Linked DNA regions of Homo sapiens: region 2 is linked to region 1. The links are chromatin loops, found by intact Hi-C in ENCODE. Cell type or tissue: dorsolateral prefrontal cortex. All regions are shown on one strand. Each heading gives the region's core, and the rest is flanking DNA. Links, peaks and the distances in the headings are about the cores only.

Region 1 (8,000 bases), core at 1-8,000:
GGATCTCCCGTCTATCACCAAGAAAGAAAAAAGCAGAACCCTTTCCCAAATGTGGGAAACCGGGAGGAGACCAAACCCGCCACTCCTTCCTCTGGTCCTGCTGGCAGCGTGGGGTCTGGTAAGGCCTGACCTCCCCAAGGCTCCTGTGGGCCACTCCCCAACTCGCATGCAGGTGTCTAACTGTCCCAACAACTGGAATGAGAGCAGGAAAGGCAGACCTTTTCTGGTATGCTCTGTGCATCTGTTTAGAAAGTCTAATACCAAGTAAAATAAACTACTCAAAACTGGTGTGTTGAACAAACACAGCACAGCCTGAATAAATATATCTAGGTCCATAAAACAATGATGTTTATAAATCTAGAGAAAAATATTTTTACATCCTTCACAACATGATCAAGTGCCCCGATAACTGTGCCAGGTTAATAAATTAAAAGCACGGAATTTAATAAAATTCTATTCAATATAAAGATACTTATTAAATATTTCTAATTTTTTATTTTATCAAACTAAAAGAAATTTTCTAAATCTTATTTTAAGTCTTTGTAAGTACTCCGGCTTCTGCTTTTAACCCTGAATTCTTCCAAAGGCTGGGAGCGCACCTTCCTCTCCGCTTGTGTCCTCCCCATCAGGCTTCGGCCGGGGCCACTGAGAACTCGGCAGGAAGGCGCCTTCGTACAGCTTCATCAGGTCCAGGAGGGGCAGCTCAGCTGCAGAGGGTTGCGGGCAGAAGGGCTGTTACTTTATAACAACAACTGTAATTTAAATTGGGAAGGAGCAGCAGCCAGGAGAACCACGGTAAGAAGGGCAAGGGGCTCCCTCTCACATGTATTCCTTTTTCCAGCTTTAGATCACTCCTTGGAAAAAGATTATATTGTCTAAAAGCACACTTGTTTTTTCTAAAAACTAAAATGGTTGCCCATTACTGATAAAAGGTGTAAAATATTTTGTTGGGGGATGCAAGGGGAATGATGAGAAATTACTTAGTAGGTGCAACACACATTTGGGTCATGACATACCAGAGACCCAGACTTCACCACTACACAGTACAGCCAGGAAACAGCACTGTACTTGCACCCCTGAAATTTATGCAAATTTTTAAAAGTATAAAATATTTTCTCTATAAAGATGAGAATCTTTGAAAGAAACTCAATTGTATTCACAAAAGATTTAAAATATCTGAAATAATCTAAATGAACAGTAACAGTATAGACTAATAAATAAAAATGTAAAAAGTGAACACCATTGATAGGAAATAACTGATGAAGATGATATATAAAAATACAAAATATCAAATGAAGAAACAAAAAGCAAAAATGTTAAAAAGTATAATAAAACATAATTAAGCTTTTTTTATAAAACACTCACCCTAATTGCTTAAAAAAAAATACCACACATTAATTAAATCCCCAATAACAGTGGGCAAAGGATATGAAGCTGTTACATACATAAAAGTGTAAAGGGCAATAAAATGTTTTTTCATTAATCATCCCTGGAAATCAGTGCACAATTTGTTAAGTACCAAATTATCAACCACCTTAAAATCATAACACTGGGAAATTATTATGAATTAGATACTCCCACATGCTGCTGATAATGGCATAAACTGGCTGGATTTTTCTGGAAATCAACACGGAAAGCTGAAGGGCTTTGGAATCCAATGCCCTCAACCTCATCATTTCCCCTTTTAGTGAGTCTATCCAGAGGAATGACAGAAATGTGAACCCAGATTTCTGTTCAAAGAATGTTCACACAGTGGTAGATCTAACAGGGGAAAACCCTTTAGTTGGGCTGTGTACTTGTGATATGTGAGCTTGTTTGCATCTGTATTTTATGTCAAAGACTGTTGAGCCAAAACAACAAATGCCATGGACAAGCACCCTACAAGGACCATGTTAAAGGCACTGTCCACTTGGGACTAGCAAAACACTTTTTGAATTCATTTGCTCAGGATGTTAAATATTTGCCACACTGGCTTGATGGACATAGACCTAATGGAGCCCAGTGAAAGTAAGTGTTGGCTGTGGAATTCAGGTGGTGTGTCCATGATGTTCCTAACAAGGTTCTTCACCTTTCCTGTCTGTCTGATGCTTCCAGAGCGAAATGCTGGGATGCACCACTACAGCATATGATGCTATATGTAAGTAGGAAAAACAAGCCAAACCACTGGAAACTTCCAGTAAGAAGATAATTCTGTAAGGTGTCTCAGAACAAACAATACACAGAAATCAGCCTCCACATATGGAAATGAGTTAGAAAATGAAATCGAAGAAAAAAAAACCTGTTTAGACAGAAAATTAAATACAGTCGTCCCTCAGTATCCCTGAGAAGGTGGTTCCAAGGCCCCTTTCGATACCAAAATCCAAGGATGCTCAAGTCCCTTATATAAAGTAATGTATATTTGCACGTAACCTATACACATCCTCTCATATATTTTAAATAATCTCTAGGTTACTTATAATACCTAATACAATGTGAATGCTATGTAAATAGTTGTTACACATTTTTTTGGTATCTTTTTTGTAATTGTTGTACTGTTATTTTGGCTTATTTGGTTTGGGGGGTTTTTTTGGTTGGCTGTTTTTTTTTTTTTTAATATTTCTTTTAGAGATGGGGTCTTGCTATGTTGCCCAGGCTGAACTTGAACTCCTGGGCTCAAGTGACCATCCTGCCTCAGTCTCCCAAGCAGCCAGGATTACAGGTGTGAGCCACCACACCCAGCTGTGTTCTTATTTTTTACTGTTTTGCTTTGTTTTGTTTTTGGTAAATATTTTCTATCTGTAGTTGATCAAATTCATGGATTTGAAACCCATGGACATGAAGAGCTAAATATACTTAGAATTAAACTTTCAAAAATTCCACATCTCTGTGAAGAAAGCTCTAAGAGGTTCCTGAAGACCATGAAGAAGCCTTGACCCAATGAGAGGCTCTGCTCATGGATTCAGCTCGACACCATAAAGACAATGGGATCCCCAGGAACCCACCTCCTGGTGTTCACTCCTGGTCTCTCCCACACTGACCTGGCCTGACCGGTGTGACCACCATATGTGAGAATGACCGTAGGTGACTTCCAAGACTCAGCTACAAAAGATACTACAGTGTCTATCCTGCTCCCTCATGGATATTTGCTCTCGGACACCAGCCCCAGGTCAGGAGGACACTCAGCCTGCCCTCAGCATGCAACCAGAGCCCATCAGCTGGCAGAATGAACCAGCCTGGAATGGCATCCTCCAGCCTGCTACATCAAGCCTTCTGAAAACCATCTTCACAGGAGACCTGTGCCACAACCACCCAGCAAGGCTGCTCCCAAACTCTGCCCCACAGAGTATACAGCGCTAATTTAATAGGATATCTAGTAAGTCAAGAATGCGCACCATAATCAGATAGCCCCTACAACAAGAATACAGAAAGCTAACAGAGAAGAGGAAATGAAATAATTTGTAAATACTTGCCTGATGCTTTAACCATAAAGAGATTGACTAAAGAACAGGTGAGAAAATACAAGATAAATTTTAAAATTAGGATAGATCTAGGCCCAATTATTAATAGAACAGGCTTAAATTTAATACAAATGTACTAAACACTCCAATTTAGAGACATAGGGACATTAGAATAAACTGTAGGGCAGAGAAGACCAACTATATGCTGTTTACAAGAGACATGCTTTACAAAAGAACACAGATCAGAAGTTAACAGAAACTCTCTCTAGAGGAAACTCCTTCACTGTCAGGCCTAAAGTAACTTCCACAATGAAGTTCCAATATGTGGGCGGCAAGCCATCCAGGTGCCGAGGCAAGAGACCGAGGGCACGAGCTGTTCCAGTGTAATAAAATATATAAAACAACAAGAGTTATACTAGATCTAGATCATAGACATGATTATATACGAATATCATTAATCACTAGTTTGTAGCAATTACTCTTTATTCCAATATTATAATAATCCTCGCTCTATAATCATAACCTAGGAAAAGCCAGCCCATACAGAGATAGGAGCTGAGGAGACATAGTGAGGAGTGACCAGAAGACAAGAGTGCGAGCCTTCTGTTATGCCCGGACAGGGCCACCAGAGGGCTCCTGGGTCTAGCGGTAACGCCAGGATCTGGGAAGACGCCTGTTGTAGCCTCAGTGTCAAGGAAAAACACCTGCTACTTAGCGGACCGGGAAAGGGAGTCTCCCTTTCCTTGTGGGGAGTTTAGAGAAGACTCTACTCCTCCACCTCTTGTGGAGGCCCTGACATCAGTCAGGCCCACGCACAGTTATCCGGAGGCCTAACCGTCTCCCTGTGATGCTGTGCTTCAGTGGTCACACTCCTAGTCTGCTTTCATGTTCCATCCTGTACACGTGGCTCTGCCTTTTAGATAACAGTAGCAAAATTAGTGAAAGTACTAAAAGTCTCTGATATGCAGAAATAATGGCGTAAGCTGTCTCTCTCTCTCTGCCTCGGCTGCCAGGCAGGGGAGGGCCCCCTGTCCAGTGGACACGTAACCCACGTGACCCTACCTATCATTGGAGATGACTCACACTATTTACCCTGCCCCTTTTGCTTTGTATCCAATAAATAATAGCGCAGCCAGACATTCGGGGCCACTACCAGTCTCCGCGTCTTGGTGGGAGTGGTCCCCTGGGCCCAGCTGTCTTTTCTTTTATCTCTTTGTCTCGTGTCTTTATTTCCACAATCTCTCGTCTCCACACACGGTGGGAAGAAACCCACCGACCCTGTGGGGCTGGTCCCTACACCAATAAATTGTCAAAAATCACAAAGTACGCTAGGAAACAATGTACCATCAGCAGAAACCAGGATTCATAAACGACAGCAGAATCAGACCTGCAAAAACATCACCCATGCAATTATTAGGCAGAGATTATAAAATTTCATATTTGAAGAAATAAAAGAGATGACTGAAAGTCTGAATACAGAGCAAGAGATAATTTTAAAATTTCATGTAGGTTTTCTAAAAAACCATTGGGAATGTCTTAAAACAAACTGGTAACTGGAATTTAACACTTAATCAATGGGTTAACAAAAGACTAGGAAGAGCTTAAAAGAGAATTCATAAAATAGAACACAGATGTGATAAAATTATCTAGAATCAAGTAAAACTGATGACGTAATAGGATAACAATTCTAAACCTATATATGCACATACTAACATAGTCTCAAAATACATAAAATGAAAACTGACAGAAACTTAAGGAGAAATAGGTACTCATTATCATAATGGAACATTTTAACATACTTCTCTCAGTAATTGATAGAGCAAGAAGACAAAAATCAGTAAGGATAAGAACTGGATAATGCAATCAACAAGTTCTACCTGGTGGACTGAGAGAGAGAATTGTACCATAACCTGATGAATGCATGTTGTTTTAAAGCATGTATGGAATGTTTATAAACTGGTCCATTCAAAACCTACCTCAACAAAATCCAGGTCAGTGAGAATCCCATACATCTTCTGTCTGATCAAAATGCAATTAATGTAGAATAATAATAAAAATATATATTGAAAACCCTGTATTGTTTGGAAATTAAGAAACATCCTTCTAAATAACTCATGGGTCAATAAAATATATATACAGGGGAAATCAGAAAATATTTAAAACTGAATAATAAATATGATATTCAGCTAAAGCAGTATTACGGAAAAATTCAGACCCTTAAATGTTTATATTAATGAGCTGATGAAAATTAGGAAGCTAGTCATCCAAGTTAAAAACTCAGAAAAAGATGTTTTTAAAAAAGAAATACTACGAGCAGAAACAAAACAGAAAACAATATACAGGCGCCAGATTAAAAAAAAAAAAAAAGAATCTGACAAACTTTTGACAAGACTATCAAGAAAACAGGCATAAATACACAGTATTAGGAGAAAGAAGGGACATACATACAAACACAGCCAAGATCGGAAACACTGTAAGGAGAAATTATTGACAATGTATGCCAATAAATTTTAAAATGTAGATGAAATAAAGAAATTCCTAGAAAATTTGACTATCATAATTGACTATGAAGAAAAGAAAAAGTCATATTCCTCAATTTAATGTATGAGGGCCAGGCACGGTGGCTCAGCCTGTAACCCCAGCACTTTGGGAGGCTCAGGTGGGCAGATCACCTGAGGTCAGGAGTTGGAGACCAGCCTGGGCAACACGGTAAAACCCTATCTCTACTAAAAATATAAAAAATAGCCAGGCATGGTGGCTGGTGCCTATAATCCCAGCTACTCAGGAGGCTGAGGCAGGAGAATCGCTTGAACCCAGGAGGCGGAGGTTGCAGTGAGCTGAGATCGTGCCACTGCACTCCAGCCTGGGCGACAGAGCAAGACTGTCAAAACAAACAAACAAAGCATGCAATACCCACCTACAACATAAACACTGAAGAATAGATACAAACTTCACTAATCTTATAAAAATATCTACAAGAACCCTATACACTATGTCCATTTATGAAACATTAAAGGTATCATCATAGTCATCCTGAGAGCAGCAGTGAAGAGCACACCGTAGGACACGTCAGGCCAAGGCTTCCACGCACTGCAAATCCTCAGAAGAACACTGGTTATCCCATTTACAACTGAGAAAAACACCACGGAGAGCTCAGACAACCTGACCGAGGCCGTGGGGTCAGTAGGCAACAAACATTAGGTTTGAACCATGCAGTTATGACTCAAAACTCTAATAATCTGCCTTTCTACTGAAAGTGCTCTCTTTCAAAGCAAGAACAAGCCAATGTTGTCCACCACTAGCACGAACTCAACACTTTACTGAAAGTCCTACCTAGCACAAAACGGCAAGAAAAAGTAGTATAAAAGGAACAAGGATTATAAAGGAAAAACTCTTCAGAGAAGTATACAAAGACTTTGTATACAAGACTGTATACAAAGACTTTGTATACAAGACTGTATACAAAGTCTTTGTATACAAGACTGTATACAAAGTCTTTGTATACAAGACTGTATACAAAGTCTTTGTATACAAGACTGTATACAAAGTCTTTGTATACAAGACTGTATACAAAGTCTTTGTATACAAGACTGTATACAAAGTCTTTGTATACAAGACTGTATACAAAGTCTTTGTATACAAGACTGTATACAAAGTCTTTGTATACAAGACTGTATACAAAGTCTTTGTATACAAGACTGTATACAAAGAATTAACAAACAGAGTTCAGAAAAGTTGCTGAGTATAAGAGAAATAAAATCAACTGTACTGACACATACCAGCAATATATTTAAAATATAATTTTAGAAAATATACCATTTAGCACAACTTTTAAAAATATATAGTACCTAGAATTAAATCTAACAAAAGAGACACAATCATGAAATTTTATGGAAAGCTATTTAGGAAGACCTAAGTGAAGGGGAGAACTATATTTTGATCATAGACTGGAAAGGCTGAACTTCATAAAGACAGCAATTCTCACAAAACATCCATTAATGCAATTAAATTCTAATCAAAACTCCCAATAGGTTTTTCTGTGAAACTTGATGAGCTGATTCTAGCATGTTTCTGAAATAGTCCCCAAATAGACAAGATCCTCCTAACACAGAGCAAGGCAGAAGAACTTACCTAACCAGACATCAAGAACTATTATAAAGCTATAGTAAGAAAGACAGTGTGGTATCAGTACAGACTGGTACAAATTTGCCAATAAAAGAATAAAGATCCCAGAAAGAGCCATGCATAGAAGGAAACCTGTTTTACGTCTGAGCTGGCACTTAAGATCAGTGGGGAAAAGATAGGCTTTTCAATATGGCTTTCCAAATATGCATTTTGGGGAAAAAAAGGAAACTGCACTCATTTCACAACCTAAGAGTAAAAGCAGAAAAATTTTAGATGATATATCTTTGTGAACAAGATTGACAAATTCAACTACAGTAAGTCCTCACTAAACATCATCAATAGGTTGGTTCTTAGAAATTGTAACTTTGAGCAAAATGACGTATAGCTGATCGGTGGACAACTTGGGTTGGAACTGTGAGGGTCCTCTTCCATGCAGAT
Region 2 (13,503 bases), core at 3,342-11,341, 1.1 Mb after region 1:
GGCAGCCGGCGTGCCCTGGATGAGAAGCAGGCCGGGGAGGAGCAGGCTGCGGCCTCAGACGGCAGAACCTGGAGGAAGGAGGTCCTGACCCCACAGGGAGTCAGCATCCGAGGTCCTGCCCGCCCGGGTCCGTGTGGGTCTCGACAGGCACCTGCTGTGACTCATGAGAGCAGGTTGCAGTCATCCCAAGCCTGCCTCCGTGTCGGGGACCTGAGGAGCGCCCGGACACCGGGAGCCTCATGGGTGCAGCGATCAGGTCAAAACCTGGGGAGTCATCCTGGGGACAGGCTTGACCCCAGGGATCTGACGTGGGGACGCCCCGAGGGGCCTGGATCCTCCATCTCAGGCGGGCTCCCGTTCCCCAGCTCTCTGGTCTATCCCACATCGGGGACTGTGAGGCTCCGGAGAATTCCCGCAGTGCCCACAGGAACCACTTCAGAAGCCGCTTGCGCAACCAAAAACGTCCTCGTCTACTGTGGGGCTTGTCATTGAAAGGGGTTGGTGACACCCACGTCTGGGCTCGCGTCTGACGTGTGTTTACGTCCACTTCAGTGGTGAGAATCTCCCCGCCTCCCGCACCCCGAGCTGCAAACAAAAGAGCCCTTCATGCCCCTTAGAGGTTGCCTTTGTATCTTTTCTCCAGGGCTCACCCATACTTATTTGTTTTCGATGTGGTGTTTTGCTAAGTGTCCTTGGAATGTGTCTCGGTGGCCAATTGAGCTGGAATAGAACAGAGAAGGAGGCGGCCATCAGTGCCGTTAATTCCTTAAAAATCATTTCTTAAAAAACAAGGAAGTAGCAGCACCCTGTTGGTTTCTCCATCAGTTTCTCTTCTGTCCTCAGCTGTCATTCATCTTTCCAGAATGAAAGGCACCTGCTGAGTCCCTAGAGCACAGCTAGACCCCAGATGTACCTCAGAGCCCTGAAACCCCAGCCACGCTCTGTCCTTTCATGATGCCACATGGAAGGCAATAGATCAAATGTCACTTTTGACTACAGTTATGATAAAAAGGAGGGGAATGAACTTAGGAGACTCTCCCTGGCTGGCAGAAAGTTCATCAGGGTTGATGTTTTTATCTTTCACTTTAATCTATAGTTTCATTTTACTCGGAGGTTAGTTGATAATATAGCTAAGAGATCCCTGTGCTGTCTCTGGTGCTAAAATATTTAGTAAATCTGGAAGAAAATGGTTTCATAAACTTCCCAGCTGTTAGACTGCATTTCTAGTTGGCCTCATTTCCCAAAAAGACTTACAACCCACAGAAACTCCAGAGGAGCTGGGTTATCTCACATCGGCTGTTCTAAAATAAAGTGGCAAAAGCTATTGGCTGTTTAATGAGTCTGAGACTTCTCTCATTAGAAGGGGAATAAGAGAGATGCCATAACGGAGAGGATTTTGCGGTTGGGGATTTTGGGTTTAGGGGAGCACGGTTTGCAGAGCCAGAGGCTCTCCTGGTATATCTATGGCTCAGGGTACAGGGGACAAGGAGGGGAGCAGGAAGAGTGTAAGTGTGTGTCCCAGCATCCCAGCGTTCAACCTCACTCTCGAAGTTGCAGCCTCCCAGCCTCAGGGGGAGAGGGACAACAGAAAACATATGTGAAGGGATGAATAATGATTTCTGTGTCTCAATGATTTTATTTATTTCCTTGACCCTAAATTTTGGATGTCTATAAACCACACTTTAAAAAAATTCTCTAACTCAGAATGTGAGGAATTTGGGAAATTGAAAATGTTTATGCCCTGAGCTCATTCGTTTGCCTCCCATTTACCAACAGCATGTGGTTCCACATCACTGAGGGAAAATACGCTATTTAGGCAATTACCAAGTATCATCTTTCCTGAACCCTGATCCGGAGCATAACCTCTTGCATGTCACTTTAAACTCATTAATTACCATTTTTAGTAAAAATGCAGTGACTGCAGGGGTGTCGCTTGTGTGCCTCACTCCTTTTTTTTTTGGAGAAAGAGTCTCACTCTGTCGCCCAGGCTGGAGTGCAGTGGTGTGATCTTGGCTCAGTGCAACTTCCGCCTCCCGGGTTCAAGCAATTATCATGCCTCAGCCTCCTGAGTAGCTGGGATTACAGGCATGCACCACCACCCCCGCTAATGTTTGTATTTTGAGTACAGACAGGGTTTTGCCACGTTGGCCAGGCTGGTCTCAAACTCCTGACCTCAGGTGATCCACCACCTTGGCCTCCCAAAGTGTTGGGATTACAGGCGTGAGCCACTATGCCTGGTCCTCACTCCTTCTCTGGTTCTTTGTCACATTATTCCTATAATGGTATAAACTATTCTTTTTTCTGTTGTTTTTGTTTTTCAGACAAGGTCTTGCTCTGTTTCCCAGGCTGGAGTGCAATAATGCAATCATGGCTCACTGCAGCCTCGACCTCTCAGGATCAAATGATCCTCCCACCTCAGCCTCCTGAGTAGCTGGGACTACAGGCACGTGACATGACATCCAGCTAATTTTTTAATTTTTTTGTAGAGATGAGGTCTCACTATGTTATCCAGGCTGGTCTCGAACTTCCAGGCTCAAGGGATCTGTCCACCTAAGCCTCCCAAAGTGCTGGGATTACAGGCATAAGCCACCATCCCCAGCCCAGAAACTATTCTTTTTAAATTTATTTCTTTTGTACATGTGCTCAGAGATTATTAAACACAAAGCATGCCAAGTGGTAATGATAAATGTAGAAGGTAACAGTTTGTAATCTATTTACATGAATCATATTAAGCTACAGAACAGCACATTCTTCTGACAGCCTTTGGCCTAGGATCCCGATCATATCCTGTTATGGGTGATGGATTTGCCAAAATCCCTTTGAGAACTGGGACTCCCAACCTGTACACTGACAATTTCAGGAAAATCTTTTCAAAATTATTTACAAAAATCAGAATAAAGTATTTCTAAGGAGTAAAAAGCCCTGGGAAAGATGTTGTGTGTGAGAGAGAAAGAGAGGCCAGGCAAGGTGGTTCGCGCCTGTAATCCCAGCACTTTGGGAGACCGAGGCAGGTGGATCACCTGAGGTCGGGAGTTTGAGACCAGCCTGACCAACATGGAGAAACCCTGTCTCTACTAAAAGTACAAAATTAGCCAGGTGTGGTGATGTGCACCTGTAATCCCAGCTACTTGGGAGGCTGAGGCAGAAGAATTGCTTGAACCCAGGAAACGGAGGTTGCAGTGAGCCAAGATCGCACCAGTGCACTCCAGCCTGGGCAACAAGAGTGAGATTCCGTCTCAAAAAAAAAAAAGAAAGAAAGAAAGAGAGAGAGAAGGCTGAACCATTGATTATAACCAGCAGAGCCAGTTGGCAGCTACTGTGCAGCCAGCCACACGTCTCATTGAGACCTGCAGGAACAGCCAGTAAATGAGTGGGAATGGATGACCCTTGCACACGACCCTGCTCCAAAATCAGAACTGTGTCTGCAGCCCACCTTGTTTCCCTCTGGCAGAAAAATAACCTTGAGCTGTGCAGCTGCTGAGCTGAACATCCAGAGGACTGAGCACACCCAGACCTGTAAGTGCCACAGAGGAAGCATGGAATGAGGAAGCTTTAGCTCATCCTGGAAGATGAGAACGCACACCTGAAACCATGACCTTTTTGAGATTTTTAATAACGAGCATACTTTTAGACTGCTCTTAGGCTCTGTGTCTCTGAATTTATAGAGAGAGAGACTCCTCAGTCAGGCAGGCTGTCCAGTGGGGCCAAGTCTTAATAAAGGTTAAATCACCATCCCCTTCCTTCACCATCTTCATCTCATGATCAGAGACAATGTCATCCTCATCCTCAAAGTGATCACTGGTGGGGCAGCCCCCTGTGCCAACCCTGCCCCGAGTGCCAACCTGCAGGCATCTGCTGATTCCTTAGGACAACCCTAGGAAGTTTATGCTATTTTATTTTTACTTTTTGGAGACCAGGTCTTGCTCTGTCACCCCCGCTGGAGTGTAGTGGTGTGACCACAGTTCAGAGCGGCTTTGATCTCCTGAGCTCCAGTCATACTCCTGCCTCAGCCTCCCAAGTAGCTGGGACTACAAGCATGTGCAACCATGCCCAGGGAATTTTTTAAAATTCTTTTGTAGAGTGAGCCACTATTTTTAAAACCTTCTTTTAAAGATGAGGAAACAGAAGTTCTGAGAGGTAAAGTAGGTTCCCCAAGGCCAGTTTGTGAGTGGAGGATTAAAGGTTCCAATGCAGGGAGCCTCACTCCAGCACCTGCGTTCTTAACCACTCCACCACGTCCTTTCCGTATGTCTAAACATTCTGAAAGAAAAATATTTTATAACAAAGAAGTGCACAGTAGAGTTTCTCATTACCTTGATATTATATTCTGTGGTCCGTGAAGACATTATCATCACCAGACACGTGACCTGTGGTCACCTCTAACTCAATTCTCTCACACTCGCATCCCAGACAGACACAGAGGCTCACAATCACGTGCACCACAAAGAGGATTATTTTTACGTTTTTATGATGAGTTCATGTGCAGCTATTCAAAGGCTTTGGAAACCTTCCCATCTCATAGCATCTTCAAGAGAATGTTTCTTTCTTTAACCCATGGAAAAAAAAAAAAAAACCTTCCTAGTCCGACCTTGCTCAAGTCTTTTTGACAATAGTCCCTGTTCCTCGGTCGCAGTAACAAAGAATAAAAATGGGTGGCCAAGACACCCAGCCGTGTCCTCGTGAAGAGAGAAACAGCACCACTCACACTCCACTCTGCCTGATACAGTCAGAAGCATCTTGGGAGAATTTCCAATTTGACAGTCGTGTGGAATGAGAAAATAAATGTGCAGGGAACAGGTTTGTAAGAATTTACATCCAGCTTGTGCAACATGGCAAAACCCCGTCTCTACTAAAAATATAAAAATTAGCCAGGCATGGTTGCATGCACCTGTAGTCCCAGCTACTTGGGAGGCTGAGGCAGGAGGATCGCTTGAGCCCAGGAGAGGGAGGTTGCAGTGAGCCGAGATCGCACCACTGCACTCCAGCCTGGGCGATAAAGCAAGACCCTGTTTAAAAAAAAAAAAAAATTCCAGGACTCATTGTTTTTTCTATTTGAGGGGAAGGAAGGATGACGTCGGGGCAATTAGATGTAAACTTTTGGCAGGAACTCAAGAATGACAAGTACAAGAAAACTCAGGAAGGAGTGAAACTTCTCCATATGCCACTCCCCACAAACTAGAGTTAAAACCATGGCAAAAATGTGTTGCCAAATAAGTGATGCTATTGCTGCATAAATACGAAGCATTGCTGGGTTTGTTGTTTTCTGTGTGTGTGTGTTTTGCTGTGTTACCTAAGCCAAATATGAACTAATACACAAGGACACACAGTAACCATGAATGCAGTCAGACAAGTAATGATTTACGCTGTGTACAGATTGTGACGTTTTTGGTTCTTTGCAGGGTCGGAATAAATAGAGAACAGAGGCAGAGCATCCAAGAAGGAAAAACAGAAGCTCCTGGCAGATGCTGAAACCGGAAAGAGGCATGAGAAGACAGCAATGGGATCTGACACTACGGCCCTGTCTGTCAGGGCTATGTCAGTTACCAACCCATCTGATAGAAGCAGAAGGAAAACAAACTGGTCCGTGGAAGGAAAGGCCAGTGGTGATGCTGGCTGCAGGCACAGCTGGATCCAGGTGACATCCTGGGGTTCAGCTTTGCCCTTCTATTCAGACCCTTTCCTTGCTGCGGATGTTTACAAATAGTGCCAAGCCTGGAGTCACTCTCTGACTTGTCTTAATTATGTCATTAGACCAGCTTTTCTTTTCTTTTCTCTTTTTTTCTTTTCTTTTTTGAAACAGGGTCTCCTGTCACCAAGGCTGGAGTGCAATGGTACAATCACAGCTCACTGCAGCCTCAACCTTCTGGGTTCAAAGAATCCTTCCACCTTAGCCTCCCCAGTAGCCAGGACCACAGGCGTGCACTACCACACCCAGCTAATTCTTTTATTTTTTGTAGAGACAGGGGTCTCACTATCTTTCCCAGGCTGGTCTCGAACTCCTGACCTCAAGTGATCTACCCGCCTCTGCCTTCCAAAGTGCTGGGATTACAGGCATGAGCCACCACGCCTGGCCTATTATTACTTTTTTGAGACAGGATCTTGCTGTTTCGCCCAGGCTGGAGTGCAGTGGTGTGATCATGGCTCGCTGTAGCCTCGACCTCCTGTCTCTACAAATTTTTTAATTTGTAGAGACAGGGTCTGGCTATGTTGTTCACAGGGCTGGTCTCAAACTCCTGGACTCAAGTGATCCTCCCACCTCAGCCTCCCAAAATGCTGGGATTACAGGTTTGAGCCACTGTGCCAGGCCTCATTAGACCAGTTTTCTGACAAACGTGATAGAGAAATCATAATCATTTTCTTGTTGGTTAGTAAGGAATAGAATAGAAAATAGCAACTCATTAATTCAAGCAAGTGAATATGTAGAAGAGGGGGTCCACATAGGGGAGAAGGCGGCCATTTTTCCAAGAAGGAACTCTGACTTGCTGCAGATATTTAGGGGAAAATTCCTAAAATAATGGGGATTTTAGGAAGCTTGGAGAAATTCAAGATGACCTATTGCCAGGTAAAGGAAGCAAGTTGTCAAAATGTATGAATTTGAGGCTCTAGAATTCTCCAAAAGCTTTAGAGTGGCCTAAATAACCTGATTAATATTTTTCAATCCTGGGTGGCAGTATATAGAATACACGCCACTAACATGGGAAGAGTTCCAAGACATGCCACATGAAAACAAAAACAAAACAAAAGAAACAAGTTACAGAACTATTAAGATCATGCGATATTATTTACGTACAGCATATACATAAATGACATCTGGGTACATATTATGCAAAGGCATAGGGAAAGTTCTGGAAGGATAGGATGCAAACCAAAAGAGAATATACTTCTGGAGAATGGAGAGAAGGGCCAGAAGTCACAGGTCTTTACTGCCCAGGGGTGTACCTGGGACTATTCTACAGTCCCAGCTGCTTAGGAGGCTGAGGTGGGAGGATCACTTGAGCCCAGGAGTTCAGGGCTGTAGTGAACTGAGATTGAGCTACTGCACTCCAGCCTTGGTGACAGAGTAAGACATTGTCTTAAAAAAAAATTAAGGCCAGGTGCAGTGGCTCATGCTTGTAATCCCAGCATTTTGGGAGGCCAAGGCGGGAGGGTCACTTGAGGCGAGCAATTTGAGACCAGCCTGGGCAACAAAGTGAGACCTCATCGCTAATAAAAATAGAAAAATTAGCTGGGTGTGGTGGTAATTAGCTGAGTAGCTGTAATCACAGCTACTCAGGAGGCTGAGGCAGGAGGATCGCTTGAGCCTGGGAGGTTGAAGATACAGTGAGCCAAGATCGTGCCACTGGCACTGCAGCCTGTGTGACAGAGAAAGACCCTGTCTCAAATAAATTAATAAAGTTTAAAAAAAGAGCTCTCTAGCCTTGTTGCGACATTTTACATCTTCACAAGAAGAATGTATCCAGCCAATGACTTAAATAATAAAAATTCTTTTTTTTTTTTAGATGGAGTTTCACTCTTGTTGCCCAGGCTGGAGTGCAGTGGTGCGATCTCGGCTCACTGCAACCTCTGCCTCCCGGGTGCAAGCGATTCTCCTGCCTCAGCCTCCCGAGTAGCTGGGACTACAGGCGTGCACCACTATGCCCAGCTAATTTTTGTATTTTTAGTAGAGACGGGGTTTTACCATGTTGTCCAGGATGATCTCTATCTCTTGACCTTGTGATCTGCCTGCCTCGGCCTCCCAAAGTGCTGGGATTACAGGTGTGGGCCATTGTGCCCGGCCAAAAATTCTGTTTTATAAAAGTTTCAAGCACATCTTAAGGCTTCTCATTTTAAGCAACCAGCCTGTGGCACTCTTCTTTATTATACATTCAATTCTTCATCCATCTTTTGTTTTTCCAAATCTGTGTAATTCACCCTTAACAACATCTCAGCATTTTGCAGAGCGAGAAGCCCGGCGGGAAAGCACGCTCCTCCCAAACCACATCAACCAAACATATCCCTTACTTTCACGCAGAACTGTAAAACAAAGAGTATTCTTTACTAAGTTAGAGACTTTAAAATAGCAGATGAAAGAACGCCGTGTTCTTCAAGATTCCGACCTCTCTCCTCCTCTATCTTTAGCATGAAGTTCCTAGGATGCTGTGAATCACTGCTTGTTTGGGACCAGCGTCAGCTGACCTGTCGAAACAGCTGCCTTCTGTAGTAAGAAACCGGCCTATGTTTGGAAAACCACAAGTCTCTTATTTTTCATTGCCTGGTTGGCACTTGTTGCAATTAGCTGTGGGTCAGAAATAAGGATCAAGGATGGTACCTGGTCTCTTGCTGAGAGCCAGAAGGAACAGAGATCGCATGGTCTCTGACCCAGAGAATTCTCAATCTTGCTGGAAACACAAACCCACAGGAAACTCCAGTTAAGAATGAACACAAATGTGGTGTGTGATGAGCAGCCACAGCAGGCACTAGCTGTCAGCTGGAGGGCATCTCGGCCTCACTATAAATTATCTGCAGGAGGAAACGGGACAGATCTACAGGCAGTGGGGACGGGCACTGGGTCTTCTCATCTGCTCTATCCACGAGAGTCTAGTGGGGGTTTCATCTGCCAAGTGAGCCCAGTGCTTTGGTGAGGTCACGCTTGAGGCATTCGTTGGTGTGTTGTTCCCATGGCTTCCCTTTTTAGCCCCTCCATCTAAGCGGTCATTTGGGGTGTGAGGATCTTCACTCACTCACTCCTGCCCCGAGCCCAGACTCGAAGGCTCACATCAGCTGATGGAAGCCAAGATCAGACTCACACACGTGACGCCGCGCCCTCCCCTGCACTCTGTGCACCAGGAGGCTGATCTCGCCCAACGCCGTCGACAAGGAACTCTTGCCCTCTAGCTTCTGGTTGGCTCTGCTTGGAGTCAGACCTCCAGGGAGTGGGGCCTGCCTCACCAGGGCTGGGCTCTCTGAGATGGGGGTTAAGAAGACTGGTTCAGCCGAGCGCGGTGGCTCGCGCCTGTAATGCCAACACTTTGGGAGGCAGAGGCGGGCGGATCACCTGAGGTTGGGAGTTTGAGAGCAGCCTGGCCAACATGGTGAAACCCCGTCTCTACTCAAAATACAAAAATTAGCCGGGCGTGGTGGTGGGCGCCTATAGTCCCAGCTACTAGGGAGGCTTGAGGCAGGAGAATAGCTTGAACCTGGGAGGCGGAGGTTGCAGTGAGCCAAGGTCACACCACTGCACTCCAGCCTGGGTGACAGAGCGAGACTCCGTCTCAAAAAAAAAAAAAAAAAAAAAAAAAAAGAAGAAGAAGAAGAAGAAGACTGGTTCTATAAAGGCAAGAAGAAGCTGAACATACCAGGATAGTGACCCGTTTCTGGGACAATGACACTTCACGGAAAAGAATTCCAAATGGCCAATAAGCACAGGAACAATTGCTCAACGTCACTGGTCATTAGGAAAACAAAATCACAATGATTTTCCACTGGACACATCACACACACTCTGAGCAAGGCTAACATAAAGACCGAGGACCCCAAACGTCGATGAGGGTATGGAGGAGTCAGAACTCTCTCTCGGTTGCTGGGAGCCCTGAACGTTTCTGCTCCGGAGTGCTCACCGGAAGAGAAGACAGTTGGCTCTGGAAGCCAAAAAGTCATCAGTATCTGCTCTAGGGGCACCGCACACGTGTGGGGATCTTGGGAATATAGTCCCTTCTGCCAGGCAGAAATGAGGACTCAGTTTGGTAAGATCATCTGATTTCTGTGGGGTTTTTTGGAGAAGCTGAAAATTCAGAATTTTGTTTAAAATCTTTTGATGTTTCAACACTGACCATTCAAGTGCCCTGAAAAGATGTACTGGGGCCGGGCACGGTGGGTCATGCCTGTAATCCCAGCACTTCAGGAGGCCGAGGTGGGCGGATCACCTGAGACCGGGAGTTTGAGACCAGCCTGGCCAACATGGTGAAACCCCGTCTCTACTAAAACTACAAAAATTAGCCGGGTGTGGTGGCGGCCACCTGTAGTCACGGCTATTCTCGGAGTCTGAGGCAGGAGAATCACTTGAACCCAGGAGGCAGAGGTTACAGTGAGCCGAGATCACGCCACTGCACTCCAGCCTGGGCAACAAAGCAAGACTCTGTCTCAAAAAAAAACAAAAACAAAAACAAACAAACAAACAAAAGGATGTCTTGGAGCCACGTAAGTCCTGGGGACATCCAGTCCTCTGACCTCATAAAGATAGTGAAGCTGACCTACATACAAAATGGATTTGACAACGAAAATAATAGCAAGTGGGTCAAAGATCGTTTTAGTCCATCCTGACTGCTATACAAAATACCACGAGTGGGGTAGGTTATAAACCGCAGAAATGTGTTTCTCACAGTTCTGAGGGCTGGAAGTCCAGGATCAAAGCATGACAGATTTCATGTCCGGTGAGGACCCCCTTCCTGGTTCATCGAGGGCACCTTCCCACTGTGTTTTCACCTGGCGGAAGGGGCGAGGCAGCTCTCTGGATCCCCTTTAATAAGAGCACTAATCCCCTTCTTGAGGGCTTCACCCTCGTGGCCTCATCACCTCGCACAGGCCCCCACCTCCTAATACCATCACCTGGGGCACTAGGTTTCAACATACGAATTTGCAGGGAGAGCAGTAACAAACATTCGGACCATAGCAAAGATTATCGCGGGTGTTTAAGGCCAGAAGAGGCATCACGATTGTCCCCCATCTCACGCCCATTTTTAAATAATTGTTATTACAGCTGAATACTGTGGACCATGGCTGCCGGTCAAGGGATCTGCCTCAGACGCTTTTTCTAAGATCTATTAACCAGCAGGGAGTTTTGGAACTTTATAAGCGCTGCCCCATAATCTTGCTAATGATACAAAATGGTGTTCTGTGAACCTTAAAACATCTATTTTCAACTAGGAAAACAGAACTTTCAACTCAGAAGAAGACTTTTTCTTCTTTCAGCTTGCTTGATAATTTTGCATTCCCTAGTGGTGTTAAATGTTACTTAGATTTATAATAGAAAGCAATTACCAGACAAATTCACCATCTCCAGCTAATATGGTTTCCTTCAAAATGCAATGTTTCTGAAGAAACAGATAAAAGCCAGGCTTAAGTGATCACATTGTGTGAGGCAATTCCTTTTATATCTTTTTAAGAGTGATTACAGACAAATCTGCTTTGCCAAAAAAGCCAACGCCTAGTACACTTGTACTTTATTTTTTTGGCATCCCTAAGTCCCTTATTTTTTTGTAATTAGAGAAATATTTGGTGACCATAACTTCTCTCGCTTGGATGAGGTTATCCCCCTTCCCTTCTTCCTCCCTACCCGGCCCCTCCAAACTGTACAGCTTTTCCCAAAATTCTGTCTGTGGGAAATTCCAGCCTCTGGCCCCTGCAGCTTGCTTTCACTGCCTGTGGTTTATCTTGATCCAAATTGTAGCGTTTCATTCCAAACCCTCCCAGTGCAAAGTAGACTATATTTCAAGTCAAGGTTGCAGCCCAGCGACCCTTAAGGTTGGGTGGTGAATGGAACGTGTGAATCCTAGCTCTGTCACTGCCTAGCTGAAAAAAATCCCTCCACCGCCTGTTAATTGAGTTTTCTCATTCGTAAAGTGGAAAGAATAGTATTTACGCCAAAGGGTAAATTAGCACCCCTAAGGACTGAGTGAGCTTACATCTGCAAAGTTCCTATGCGTAGTAGCCATTCAACAAATATTAGCACCCATCCCTCTCTCCTCAAAGCTCAAGAAAGGACCATATTCTCAGGTTCCCCATCCCCACATATATTTAGCCCTAGGAGCAGATATCAATTACTTTTTTTATCTGTCCAGAAACCAAACATCCTCTCTTCCTGTAAAGGCTTATAGCAGAAGTGGTTGGCACCACCCAATGTCCTTCTGCTTCTATGTCTCTCCCATCATCCCTTATAATTATGTTAGCCTTGTAATGAGTTATGGGAATATGAGCAAAAGTAAAGCATATCATTCATCCCCTCCCCTGCTCTATCCAAGCCAGGGCATTTAAGATGCACTGGAGGTAACTCCCCTCCTTCTTTTCTGCTTGAAGGCAGAGGACTCTGAAATGGAGCCCCAGGTTGGAAGAGCCTGGATCCCTGAGTCACTGCATGGAAGGGAGTACACTCACTAGGAACACCTGCATTAGACTCTGACACAGAAAATGAACTTGTATCAGCTGAAGCCCCTGAAATGTTTGGAGGAATTTGCATGTGGATGGAGTAGGAGGGAACATTTACACCTACTGTGAAAGCTGAAGTGGGTAAAATCCTTCCTTTCCTGACTGATATGGTTTGGATCTGTGTCCCTGCCCAAATCTCACACTGATACGGTTTGGATCTGTGTCCCTGCCCAAATCTCACGTTGAATTGTAATCCCCAGTGTTGGAGGTGGGGCCTGGTGGGAGGTGATTGGATCGTGGGGGTGGCTTATCTTGAATAGTTTAGCACCATCTCCTCCGAGCAGTTTTCATGATAGAGTTCTCATGAGATCTGGTTGTTTAAAAGTATGTGGCATGGACCCCCTTCCTTCTGCTCCCACTTTGCCGTCCTCCATGAGTAAAAGCTCCCTGAGGCCTTCCCAGAAGCAGGTGCTGCCAGGCTCCCTGTAGAGCCTGCAGAGCTGTGAGCCAATTAAACCTCTCTTCTTTGTAAATTACCCTGTCTCAGGTATTTCTTTACAGCAGTGTGAGAACAGACCAATACACCAGCCTTGGCACAGCTGGGAGCAAGCCTGTGACTCAGGCTCTATGCAGATGGCCCTCTCCCCTGGCACTTTGAATCTCCAGCAGCAATGAACAGTCTGTACCTGCATCCTGGCCTCAGCTGTGATTCCTGCTGTCCAGCCTTCTGAAGTGCCCTTGGTTGGTTCCATTTTCCAAGATAGACCCTCTAGCTCCACAATGATGCTGTGAACCCCTGACGTCCTTTCAAAAATTCCCTTTTTGCCTAAGAAAGTCAGAGTGCTTGCAATCGAGAGCCCTGACTAATACACTTGATATCAGTGGAGAAAGAATGTTTACACATACTTCGTACATCCTCGGCCAAGCTGGCCACCCCGATCTCCCCTCCACTAGCTCTGATGCAATGGCTGAAGTGGCCACACCCTTGGCAAGATCTCCATGAACATGTCTTGTGAATTTACGACAATCCAACCAACCAGTCCTGGTCATTCGTTGGCCATAAAATGCACATTGGCAGAGAAGGATCCATGAAGCCAGTGCTGAATTCCAAGAGCAAGCTCAGATTTCTGAGCGTAAGTGATAAAACTTGATTCTGGGAGGAGAAAGGTCAGGATAATGCCTCCTCTGTCTGAGCACATGGACCTCCACTCTGAAGAGAGAAGAACAGGAGAGATGGCCAGAGTGAATGCTCAGGGGACAGAGTTTTGTTCCCTCCATTCAGCCCTGCTGTGGTCTCACCAATGCCTGGGCTCACCAGGCAGTTCACACAACTTCTGGATCTGTTAACTTTCCTCCTACGGTGGCGTCCCTAGATCGGAATGA

Evidence for each region. A loop is a pair of places that touch in the nucleus more often than their neighbours do. Peaks named below come from ENCODE experiments on the same cell type or tissue, not always from the same donor. Only the 100,000 strongest peaks of a DNase experiment are listed, where the experiment ranks them.
Region 2: it touches region 1 in a loop (2.8-fold over the local background); 19 of 110 quality-filtered maps call a loop at or near these places.

The regions. Positions count from the first base shown.
Region 1 is chr12:131,997,784-132,005,783 of GRCh38, reverse strand. EP400 (E1A binding protein p400) reads right to left here. Exons shown (of 53, transcript NM_015409.5): 13 at 600-707. Among named protein-coding and RNA genes, the nearest start is that of SNORA49, 29 kb to the left of the region's middle. In dorsolateral prefrontal cortex, for the core only: a CTCF peak has its summit at 4,041 (motif pointing right); a DNase peak (open chromatin) is centred at 4,083.
Region 2 is chr12:130,920,478-130,933,980 of GRCh38, reverse strand. No RefSeq gene overlaps it. Among named protein-coding and RNA genes, the nearest start is that of ADGRD1, 27 kb to the left of the region's middle. In dorsolateral prefrontal cortex, for the core only: no CTCF peak of the experiment used is centred there; a DNase peak (open chromatin) is centred at 8,167; H3K4me3 peaks cover 598 bases; H3K27ac peaks cover 1,458 bases.